Linked DNA regions of Mus musculus: region 2 is linked to region 1. A link is a contact called in ENCODE Hi-C data. All regions are on one chromosome and are shown on one strand. Each heading gives the region's core, a stretch centred on a gene start or an enhancer-like site at or near the end of the contact. The rest is flanking DNA. Distances are from core to core; before and after follow the strand shown. Region 1 overlaps Abr (active BCR-related gene). Region 2 overlaps Ssh2 (slingshot protein phosphatase 2).

What was found. A loop is a pair of places that touch in the nucleus more often than their neighbours do.
Region 2: a map of T-helper 2 cell shows a loop between it and region 1 (4-fold over the local background). The contact joins two enhancer-like sites. A Hi-C loop is called at or near these places in 2 of 37 maps with a recorded cell type or tissue (T-helper 17 cell and T-helper 2 cell).

Annotation. Positions count from the first base shown.
Region 1 is chr11:76,479,579-76,485,752 of GRCm38, forward strand. All of the region lies in intron 3 of Abr (active BCR-related gene), which reads right to left. Among named protein-coding and RNA genes, the nearest start is that of Timm22, 76 kb to the left of the region's middle. Within about 2 kb of position 2,738, at least 1 of the 3 ENCODE cell types and tissues checked has a DNase peak (open chromatin) inside an H3K27ac peak, as active enhancers do.
Region 2 is chr11:77,383,104-77,389,277 of GRCm38, forward strand. The region is part of intron 2 of Ssh2 (slingshot protein phosphatase 2); the gene reads left to right. Among named protein-coding and RNA genes, the nearest start is that of Coro6, 78 kb to the right of the region's middle. Within about 2 kb of position 3,479, at least 2 of the 3 ENCODE cell types and tissues checked have a DNase peak (open chromatin) inside an H3K27ac peak, as active enhancers do.

The DNA.
Region 1 (6,174 bases), core at 1,488-3,987:
CCAGCTCCTTGGCTGTTTCCTTTTGAGAAACAGAAGGCAGTTCTAGTACTCAGGAGGTAAAACCAAAGAGAGATTCAACACTAGCTCAAGCCAGATCTGTACTGGAAGCACTCCAGAGGCTGAGGCAGGAGGATTGCAGGCCAGCCTGGGCAACACAGTGAGAGCCAGTCTCAAAAAAGAAACCAATGTTAGCTCAGAGAGGAACGGGTACATACATGCCACCCTCCTACTTTCCACATCCGTGGCAGACATGCAGACATTACTAAGCGAGCGTGATGATCTTTCCCACTGAGTGTGGTTTTGGTCACAAGACTCTTTCTCAATGCCTGTTGACATGAAAATGAAAGCAGCTAGTCATCCTTGCTCATCTATACCAAGATCACCAGCACCCTCAGTGGAAGGGGCAGTGACTGTCCCTGGCAGTGACTGGGCAATGGCCCAGCAAGAGACAGGGTGTAGAAATATGGACAGGGAAGGCACACATAGGCAAGGGAGAACAGCCTACAACCTTAAGGCAGTATGGAAAGGGTTTCCCTGCAGACCTGGGAGCAGTGGGAGACGACAGAGTCAGCATGGACTCACCAGAGCTGTCAGCGACACACAGGATGAGGCTGTGGGCCGACTAAGGAGAGAAGCATTCCAGGAGAGAGTGTGAGAGTTAACAGCTGAGGTGCTGGGCCGTGAGATCACCTACACCGAGGGAAGCAGAGCTACCAATGGCTCCTTCAGTGCTATGACAGCCAACCTGGGTTCATCACAGAGGCCAGCCTTCCATCCTAACTGTACTCCATCTTCCTGATGACAGTGGCTAAGCCCAAGTCTCATATATCCAGACAATGTCCAACTGTTGACTTTCTTTGTCCTCTACATTCTACAAAGTCCGGAAACAAGACAAAGCCAGGCCCAAGAAGACCCACTGACCCTCCTGGCACTAGAACCAAGTAACCTTTAGTAACAGGTTCTTGCTAAAAAACAGGATGGGATTCAATCTTGGTCAGGGCAGGCAGTATGGGCTGCAGCCAGAGTCTGCCATTTACTAGTTGGAAGCAAGTCACTCCCCATTTCTGGGTGTATCATCTCTTTACTAGCAGGCTCATGTGTGGGACTGAAGTGGTATTACCTTCTCAAAAGAACCAATAGGAAGAGTGAATCTCAAAAGTCACACATTACATAGAATATCTAGGGGTTGGAGATGACTCAGTGGTTAAGACTGCTTCCTGCTCTTGCAAAGGACATGGGATCAGTCCTTAGCACCCACATGGTAGCTCACAACCACCTGTAACTCCAGTTCCAGGGGATCTGACATCCTCTTCTTGCCTCTAGTTTGAGCATGCATGCAGTGCACATAAACTCATGAAGACACATACATATAAAGATGGTAAATAAATCTTCAAAAAATAATAAAGAGCCGGGTGTGGTGGTGCACACCTTTGATCCCAGCACTCGGGAGGCAGAGGCAGGCAGATTTCTGAGTTTGAGGCCAGCCTGGTCTACACAGTGAGTTCCAGCCCAGCCAGGGCTACACAGAGAAACCCTGTCTCAAAAAACGAAAAAAATAATAATAATAATAAAGAGGGGTTGGGGATTTAGCTCAGTGGTAGAGCACTTGCCTAGCAAGTGCAAGGCTCTGGGTTCTGTCCTCAGCTCTGAAAATAAATAAATAAATAAATAAATAAATAAATAAATAAATAAAGTTTCTAGTACCTACTTGGCATCTAGAAGGCAGCTAATATTATTATTCATCCTTTGAATAAAGAACCAAGTGCCAAATATAAGACCAATCCCCAACCCCCACTGGTGTGCCTGGAACACATACCGTCCCAGTCCTCATGGTGTTTCCAGTCTAGCAGAGGAGACAAAGGAAACACAAGTAAATGATCAAACATGAAATGATACATACCAGTAAGTTCGATGAAGAAAATAAGGAGGGGACCACCTAAGGCAGGGTGGGGAGGTGGCTCCTCCAAAGAGGGGAGGGACCCTTACTCTGAGATAGCCATGGGGCCAGAGAGAATTGTTCTCATCAAGATTTCCTTGAAGACTGAACTGGAGTCAGAACCAGGCTTGGTGAGAGACAAGGCCTGAAGGCCACTAAGACTATGTACAGTGCACATATACAGGAAGAGGAGGGCTGAGCAGGGCTGGATGGAGCACAGGAGTGTGTTTATGCAGAGGGGAGTATGGCTTTGACAGCACGGCTGGCCATGCAATGACCCAGCATTCTGCAGAGCAGTGAGTGACAGCAGCCCAGCACTCAGGCGATCATTTTGGTGACCCATGATCTCCTTTCTTGAGAACATTAGATGCTATTTGAAAAATGGACTGAAACAAACCAAGCAACTTGGTGGCCAGCATGAAGCCGGACATTTCCCAACTTGGATGTACTGGAGCAGCTAAGGAAAGGCTTTGTGGAGGAGGTACCAGTTAAAGTAATGGGGCCTTGAAGCTGGTGAGATCTGAGCAGGAGGAGAGCTGCGGGGTCACACAGGCAAGGCAGCAGGAGGAACTAGGAGGAAGGCACAGCGTGCTCCCATGCCCAGGTGAAAGGATACAGGGGACTTCCCTTCAGATGTGACATAACATCTCCATCTAATCCAATGGACAGGTACAAATTGCCTTGGAGCCCCAAAGCCACTCATCCTGTGCCTTGGCACAATCCCCAGGTGGAGGGCATAAAGGAAAGAGGAGAACAGCTCTGGGAAGGCCGAGACTTCTCAGAAGCGACTGCTGGGGAAGCACACACTGGTCAACCTCCGCCGAGACAGGCCCAACAGCCCTGCTTCCTCCTGAACTTCCCACTGTCTGTGAAAGGGGAAGAAAAGCGCTCTCACCAGGGCCAGTCACATGGGCCAGCCTGCCTGAAACTTTCTCACCAGATGAAGGACTGACTTTTTTGCTCTCATCTCCATTATCCATGGTGAAGGGGGATGGTCTGGCTGGTCCTTAGTAAGTTACTTTTTATCTGAAGACTCACATACAGGCTCAAAGGCCAGGCTCCTCTCACTGAGCTTGAGCCAACATTGATATTAGGACCAGGGAGCTAGCACATCAGCTACCTCCGTCCTCCTCCCTGGTCCAGCTTATGGCAAGGATTAGAGAGAAGCTGTCAAAAGAATTCTTACAGAGAACCCCTGGGTGGTCTCAACTCCCACCCTGGGAGCTTCACTTAAAGGTGGGAGTTAGCCAGTTCTGCCCTCACACAGTCATGTCTGCCGTGTCCTCTAGCAAAGTAGCCTTTCGAAACAGGGGAAAGAAATCTGCCCACTTCCTCTACCTCCTACCCCTGAAGGCTTGGCCCTGTCAGGCACATTTACTATCGCAGCCCTGGTTACTTCTTGGCGCTCACAGAGGAGGTGTAGTTAACCTATCACATAAACAAGCAAGCTGAGGTGCCCTAGGACTATGAACTCCGACAGAAACAGCCACAGTGAAAGGCTAAGAGAAGGTGGCAATTGGGCTAGCTGTGGCAAACTATGACCCCAAGGTGGGATGGGCTGTAGGCAACAATCCACACTTACTCACTCGGTGCCTGTGCAGAGCTACAGCCCATTTAGTTCTCTTTCTTTTAGAGCCCCAGCCCCTAAAGCTGAGCTCTCAGACCCCAGGAGTTACAGAAGCTCACTATTCCTTCCAGAAAGTTACTAAACCTGGCCCCTGGGTGCTGGCCGGGGAACAGAGGCCCCTATGTGGCTTTCCTGTCTGTGCAATGTTTCTGCCAGTGTGTACAGTCTTAAGTACATAGGCCTAGTCCTTTGCATACCAGGAAGTACTGAGGAGAAAAGAGACACTTTGCACTGAGAAGTCAATTTCCATTTTTAAGTCACTCCCTGGGGGATAAGGGATCTGTTGTTAGGAGACAGTGGGGGAGAAAGCCAGAGAAACAGTTTCACCTCTAAGCTGGACCACCCAGGAAAAGCAGAGCTGGGCCTCAGGAGGGCTCCTGATAAGCGGAGGGAGGGATTGAGTCCTTATCTTTGAGCTTTATCCTCTGAGCCGGAGGCTGGGGAGGGTCCAGCCCCACCCCCTCCCTAGGCCTTCCAGCAACAAACCTTCCTACCAGCCTCTCTTCCTTCTGAGAGGCCAGAGTGAACAAGTTGGGAGTGGTAGGGTGTGTGTGTGAGTGTGTGGATGCGATCACACAGTTGTGCCTGTGGGGTAGAAGCTCTTTAGGAAGGCACATCAGGGAAGCTCTGCCCTGGTTCCTAAATCTATCTCTGTCCAGAGGAGAACATCTGATGAAGGAAAATGGAATGTGAGAGGCGTGTCGCAGCTCAGGGGTACCTCCTCCTCCTTCTTTGGGGTATCTGGGGGAGGGGTACTGACAAGAACACAAAAGCCTGAAGCTTGCTGCTGAGATTATAGGCATAAACCACTATACTTGGCAAGACACTGATTTTCAAACCCACTGTCACCAAGAACACAAGAAGCAAAAGCAAGAAGACAGTTCCAAGTCTGGGCTCAGGCTGATCTACATAGCAAGACCCAAAACAAAACCAAACTCTCAAAACAAAACCAAAAGGAACACAGGAGCCTAAATCTGTCTCTGCTCAGCTCAGGAGGAAACAGTAAAAATGCCAGGTAACACTGAGGCCCTTCCCAAGAGCTGAATACAATTCACTATCTTTGCAACAGTCCCACACAGAGAGTACTACTTGTGAACCCAGCCTATAGATGGAAAAAATGAGGTATGGCACGATCGTCTCACTTCATGAAGGCAAGGTGTGAAGTGGGGCTCTCAGTCAGGCATCTGGTCCCTTTCAGATCTGCATTCTGCCAGTGATGCAGTTTTGGTTACAGCACACCCCAGGCCTGTCTGCCTTTTATCTTTAGTAGCCTGTACAGTACTGGGTCCCAAAGGATCAACCCAAAGCGGGAAGGTACCAACTCTCTTGCTACCATCAGCTACCTATGGTTATCCATGCTCTGAAAACAGTGTGTCTGCACTCTTCAAGGCAGAGGCCAGAGGCCATGTTACATGACTTTGCTACACGACTTTCATTATGGTATATGGCCACCATCGCGCATGTTCATTATTGTTAATATCTTATTGTACCTAATTTGTCTATAAGTTTGTATTCTTAATAATAATAAACACAGTATATCTAGGATTCAGTACTATCCAAGGCATTGCAGGCATCCATTATGGGTCTTGAAATAGATTCTCCACAGAAGGGAGACAACTATACCATCTTCAAATAAGAAGCTAAGGATCGGAGAGTTTATACAAAACTTTTTGAAGACAGTGGGTTTGTTTGTTTGAGACAAGGTCTCATTTTTGTTTTGTTTTGAGACAAGGTCTCATTATCTAGCTCAGGCTGGCCTCTAACTCACGATTGGTCTAGCCTCAGCCTACAGAGTATTGGGATTACAAATACACACTCTCACATCTAGCAACACAGTGGGTTTTGAATCCATAAAACATTTAAAAAATAATGTAGTGGACCCTCACATTAGTATAACTTTAGCACTTGAGAGGTGGATGTAGAGAATCAAGTGTTCAAAGCCAGCCTCAGCTACAGAGTGAGTTCAAGGCCAGTCTGGGTTACATGAGAAAGAGACAAAGGAAGGGTAGGGAGAAAAGGGGTGGATAAAAGAAAGATAACGTGCCCCTGTGTATCATCTAGACACACATTCTGACAGCACCTACCCTTCACTGCTTATGATACACACTGACATTCTTTCTCAATTCGTTTTAAAATGCTGCTTCAAACCTTTACACTTTCACAACCCCCGCAAGGGGTTGAGATGCCTACTCCTGGCTCCAGATTCAGACGAGATTCCTGTCCGCCACTGACTCCCGTGTGGAGACCACCTCTGGGCTGACCAGTGAACTCCCAAGGAGACCCTGAGACAAGCTCGGCACGGTGCCCTGCACAGCAGCTATACATTTCAATAGTGTCATTCCTTGGGTAATAAACACCAATGCCTCTGGGACACTGAATGACAGCCCACCTCACAACAAGCACGCAATCGTGTGTCTTGCTTAGGGGGAACATCCTCTACTGATCTACATTTATCTCTGATTCTCTAGGGTTTTTATTTGTTCGCTTGGTTTGTCTTTTTAGCTTTTTGAGACAAGGTTTTGGACTGGCCTGAAATTCATTAGGTAGCCCGTACTGGCTTCAAAGTCACGCTGATCCTCTTGCCTCAGATTTTTTTTTTTTCCCCAAAACA
Region 2 (6,174 bases), core at 2,229-4,728, 900 kb after region 1:
CAAAAAAACAAAAAACAAAAGGAAAAAAGAAAAGAAAAGAAATACACTTCTAAATTTTTTGTAGTCATGAAGTGTATAATGTCTTTTTCCTCCCTGTTTTTAATGTAGTTATGTTTTGTCAATAAGCAATGACATTAATATCTGTGTGATCCCTTGGCTTCTGGCCTGATACTTAAAACTTCTAGCTACAAATGCCCTTCTATTAGTAGGGACATGAACTCCTTCTCACTTAAGTAGTGACAACAACTGCCCTAGCATCTTTCTTGTACCTGAAACTTAAAGTACCAAACAAGGGGCTTATCAGAAAAGGAAAGGAAAGTGTAGCCGTGTAAAATGTAGGCAAAAGCTCCCTCTACACGAGTGTTCCTTACTTAGGGTATTTTTGAAAGATTTATGTGTTTGTTTGGGGAGGCATATCCCATGGCACACATGTGGAAGTCACCAACCCTACATAATTATTATTCTTTAAGATGAAAATCCTGCAGCTTGAACTGTGTATTTGACTTTAACATAGCTGCAACCAATTCAGCTTTGTGCAGTGATATTGTGTACAGCCAATATTTCACAATCATTTACCTGTAAATCTGGCCTCAGGCAAAAACACCAAACAAATTCAATTGGCTGGCATTAAAATATGAAAATAACCTTTCACTTAATTTTATTTTTTCTTTATTTAACTTTGAAATAAGAACATTACATCTACTTCCTGAAACTTTCTTTTTAAAAAGAACAAACTTTTTTTTTTATTTTTACGTGTTTTGTTTGCATTTATATATGTGTACCACATGAATGCCTGGGGTCTGAGGAGGCCAGAAAAGGGCATCAGATCCCCTGGAACTGGAATTATAAATGGTTGTAAGATGCTATGTGGATGCAGAGAACCAAACCCCAGTCCTCTGTAAGAGCAGCCAGTGGTTTTAACCACTGAGCTATCTTTCCATCCCTGAAACATTCATGTTCTCATAAATGATCCATTTCTTTCTGTGTATGGTTCATTATAAAACAGAATTTCTGGTTCAACCAACATTTAGTCATTTGGCCAGGTGTGTATTGCTTTGTTTTGTTTCCTTAACATTCTTGCTTGGTCAGAGGCGACCACCCTGACCACATTCCTCAAAGATTGTTTCATTATCTACATAGCTAAGTATTTTCTCTCTTCCCTTAGTTGACCTTTTGCTTTATGTACTTTGCCTGAGAAGAAACTGCCAGTTAACAAATGCCATGCTTTAGGAAGTGATTTTGATCTGAAGGGTTTGGCAAGGGGTGTTTGCCCAAAGAACACAGTGCTCTTTCCCCCCGTTAGTGCAGCTAAAATGCTACTATCATTCCCAGCAGAACTTGCAGTTCTTCATACCAACCCAACTAGCCTGGCCTCCCAAATGATAGCTGTTTATCATCACATTACCTTCATCCCTCTCACTCGATACTTTAAAATTCTCTGGAGAGAGCTGGAGAGATGGCTCAGTGGTTAAGAGCACTGGCTTCTCTTCCAAAAGACTGGAGTTCAATTCCCAGCACCCACGTGGCAGCTCACAGCTATCTGTGATTCTAGTTCCATGGGATCTGACACTCTCACACAGACATACACGTAGGAAGAGCACCAATGCAAAAATCATTCAATAAATAAATAAAATACTTTTAAAAAATTCTCTGTAGAAAAGAAACTATATTTCATCTATTATATTGTCCTAAAACTAGAGTAATGAAAGAATTTTTCAGAGCAGGGGCGTTCACATCAGATCTTGAATCTGAGGCTTACTGCTTGCTGTATGATCTTGGACATATAATATTGTGACCTCCTCCAATGCCTAAAAGTAAACTAGAACCAAACATAGTACTAGACTGTGTTATAAAGGTACAATGAAGTACTTAGGGCCCAGCAGCTAGTGTGAAGCCAGGTTAACTATTGCTAACTCACTTCGTGTAAGTAACCAGGAATGCCTCTCCCTTGATGAGCAGTAATCTTATGACAAAGAGAAGCAGCCGTTCTTCAGCTTCATTCTGATTAAGACTGAAGAGCACTATCACTGTCACACTTCATCAGGAAAACAATCCTCTAAGCACTGTTTTATCATCTTTAGATCAAGAAGGATTTTCTCTGTCTTTTTTTCTATTTTAGCATAGGGATTTTTAAGTCCTCTGGGCTTTGTATCTGAATTAAATTCAGGTCATCAGGGTGGCAGCAAAACACCTTTACCTAACATTAAACCACCAGGCTGGCCCCTCAGAAAAGATTTTTTAAAACATCGCCATCTGCTGAATCTTTGAACAGTTATGTCAATATCAGTGTTTGACAAACACTGATATTGTCATAACTAGATATCTTCCTATCTGGGAAGATCACTACACTTCTTACCGCACACTGAAGTACATGAAATTAAATTTACGTATAATTTTATTCAGATAAAAGGGTTTAATTTGGCTCATTGAAACCCTGAATGATCACAGATTGTGTGGTGTTTCTGTTCATCTTTGATAGTATGATTTACTTTACTACCACGAATACACTCAGGAATAATAACTAGTCAGCACTTCTCATCCATGCTCCCTCTTTTACCAGCAGTATGCCACTTGTGATCACTGAGGACTTTGTATCTAGGGCCATGGAATAAAGAGAATGAGATGTGTCATCTAGAGTATATTGAGTGTCACTCTCAGAGATCCTTTGTCACACTTAAGGGACAGTCTTCTGCCTGACCCAGCTGGATCTGCTGTGCATTTTTTGAAATTTATGCAAATGACCCAAATAGAAAAACTGGTTTCCCTTATGCCCTATGAGGTATGATCTCTGATCTGTTTGTACAAATTTGTATTACTGTCCCCACAGCCAGCCTGTGCAGTGCTGGGAATCAAAACTCAGAGCTTTGGGCATGCTAGACAAGTGCTTTTCAAACTGAGCTATGTCCCCAGACTCCTCTTTCCTCTCTAATCATGAATAGATAGGGTCCAAACAGCTTTGAATTAACTTAAGATAATTGTCCCTGCCATTACCCTTGTGAAAGTACTTACATACATTTTGAAAAGCACATTTAACTGCTTACCAAAAAGAATGAACATAGATATTCTTTAAAGCATAAGCAACAAAAGGACAGTAAGACAGAACTTCCCAAACCAGGAAGTTAGACTACTGTTTGTCAGAGAAACTACTGTGTCTCAAAAGGCATGGCTGGAGCATGCTCTGCTGTTAAGCTCCACTCAGCAAGTGCTTCCTTTGCACACATAGATAACTGCTTTGTTTACTGGAAACCAACATGATCAAAGCTGGTAATTTTGCCTAGTGAGTAGGTAGACTATTTAACTGTTTTGTTTTTTCATTTAGTAAAGGAGACAGTTGCTGTGTTGGCAGAAGTGTGAATTTCATTTCCTGTCTGTGGTGTACCCCATTCATCCTGTCACTCAGACATTTTGTCTTAGATTGTTCCCGTAATGGCAGTGAGACTGGTCCACAACACAGTGACATGTGCACACCACGGATGTAACAAGAGACAGGGCTTGCGCAACAAACCACAAGAGAGCAGTGCTTTTTTTAAAGATGAAAACAAAACAAAATCAGGGCAGCCTCTCCTAGCCAATAGTCAGGTTTTTAAAATGAAATCTATAAATTATGGTGTTTGTTTTTTTAAAAATGTATCCAATCTCTCTGACTGGTCACAACCTCAAAAGTTTTATCAATCTTATATCACTTTATTGAAGCATGAGATTGAGCCATAAGTGAGCATTATAAAGTTGATTTCAGCCTGCCTACTCATTTACCATAAACAATGTCATTTTATGACCCATTAATCTACCATATACGTAGAGTTCTATAGCATTTATTTTGAGTCAGGGTCTCATGATGTAGCCCTTGGTGTCCTGTAACTTGCCATGTAGACCAGGACCTGTCCTCACAGAGATGGGCTCAACCAGTGTGCTCAGTGATGGAACCGTGCAAAGAGCTGGGGGTAAACTAGGAGGAATTTATTAGTTACCACAAATCTTTTGAGCACTTAATGAATTTCTGGAAGGGTTTCTTGTGCTGAGGATACAATGATGAGCAAGGTTAGGTCCTTGCATCCAAGGAACTTATGTGCTAATAACTACAATCGATAACACACATGAATAAATGTTTTAGTTCATGAAAATATCCTGAAAGGAAGAAAACAGGACAACAGGATAGATGTATTGGGATAAAGGACAAGAGGGATGGTGGTAGTAAAGCTGAGATTTAAACACTTACCAGTTCAGAAGACTCAGGTAGAGATAGTTAAGTACAAGGCCTGGAGAAGGGGCCTTGAGTACTGAAGAGGCGGAAGAGGGGAACCAGGGTAGTTCACAGTAAACAAGCAGAGGTGGGCAGCATAAGGGCAGAGGTAACTTGCTTCACTGCAAGCTGTTCTGTGGGCCTCACAGACCAAGCTATATAGACTGACTCTTCATTCTTAAATACGAAGGAAAGACACATTAACAGAGTTTTACACAGCAATGCTATAATCTGGATATACTTTAAAGCACTCTGGCTGCTATTTGCTAAGAGAGTAACAAAACTACCAAAAGGCTTTTTGCTAGTACAGTTTCTGAGATTTGGTTTACACTAGAGACAAAGTAAAGAGAACAAAGATAGAAAATTAGCTGTGAACTAAAGCTAGAAAGTGATAGAAATATGGGTGTTCATAATGTTCTTCCTAGTTTAAAAATATTTATTTATTTTGTGTGTGTGTGCCTATGTGTATGTATATATATATATATATATATATGTGTGTGTGTGTGTGTGTGTGTGTGTGTGCCTATGTATATGTATGTATATGTGTGTGTGTATATATATATATGCACCAGGTGTGTACAAGTGCTGGAGGAAGCAAGAAGAGGTTAGAGCCCCTGGAATTGGAGTTATGGGAGTTGTGAGCTCATTAATATGGGCTTCAGGAGCTAAACTTGAGTTATCTACAAGACAGCAAAGAACTTTTAACCCTCAAAGCATCTCTCCCACCTTGCTACCCCTGCACACATACATACATACACACACACACACACACACTACTTTTGTATAAGTTTGAAAGGTTTTGTTTTGTTTTTGCTTGGTTAAATGGTTTGGTCTGAGATGTTCTTACTATGTAGACCAGGCTGTCCTCCAGTTTATATTTGCCTGCCTCTGCCTCCTGAGATCTGGGATTAAAGGCATTCACCACCATGCCCAGCTGTTTGACAACTTGTATTAAAAAGCTTTTTTTTTAAGATTTATTTATTTATTTATTTATTTATTTATTTATTATATGTAAGTACACTGTAGCTGTCTTCAGACACTCCAGAAGAGGGCGCCAGATCTCGTTACAGGTGATTGTGAGCCACCATGTGGTTGCTGGGATTTGAACTCAGGACCTTCGGAAGAGCAATCAGTGCTGTTAACTGCTGAGCCATCTCTCCAGCCCCCAAAAAGCTTTTATTACAGAATAAACACTAAGGTGTATTAGCACATGTCTATAATACCAACACAGAAGAGGTAGAGGTGGGAGGAAGAGAAGAACAGTCGTTATTATAAACTATGCAGGGTGAGTGTAGCCATCCCAAGTGATGTGATATTCTACTTAAGAAACTAAACAAACCCTCTTTCATTTCTAACAAAAAATTTACCATACAGCTTCTGTGTATACAAGTCAGTATAGTAATGCTAGAAAAATGGTTGGAAAGTAATTGTGGTTCAATACAACACTGTCTTAAAGAACTATTGGCTGGATATGATGGCTCACACCTTGATCTCAACACTTGGAAAATGGAGACAAGAAGATTCATTCAGATTCATCCTTGGCTACATAGCAAGTTCAAGGCCAGCATGGCTACATGAGATTCTAGCTCAGAAAACTAGGGGTGTAGCTAAGATCCAGTTAAATCAGCAAAGGTGACTCTCTCAATAAAATTGCTTTTTAAAAACCAAAGCAAAAATAGTGTAAGAAGGAAATGTAGGGCAGTAGTGGTACATCCCTTTAATCCTAGCACTTGGGAGGCAGAGGCATGCGGATCTCTGAGTTCAAGGCCGGATTGGTCTACAGAGTGAGTTCTAGGACAGGCAAGAATACACAGAAAGACCCTGTCTCCACCCTCTACACCCCCCCTCCAAAAAAAGAAGAAGGAAATGGCAACTATGGACCAGTCATAATGATACGGGGATAAGAGGGCAGATCCAAGGTAGGTTTGAGAGTA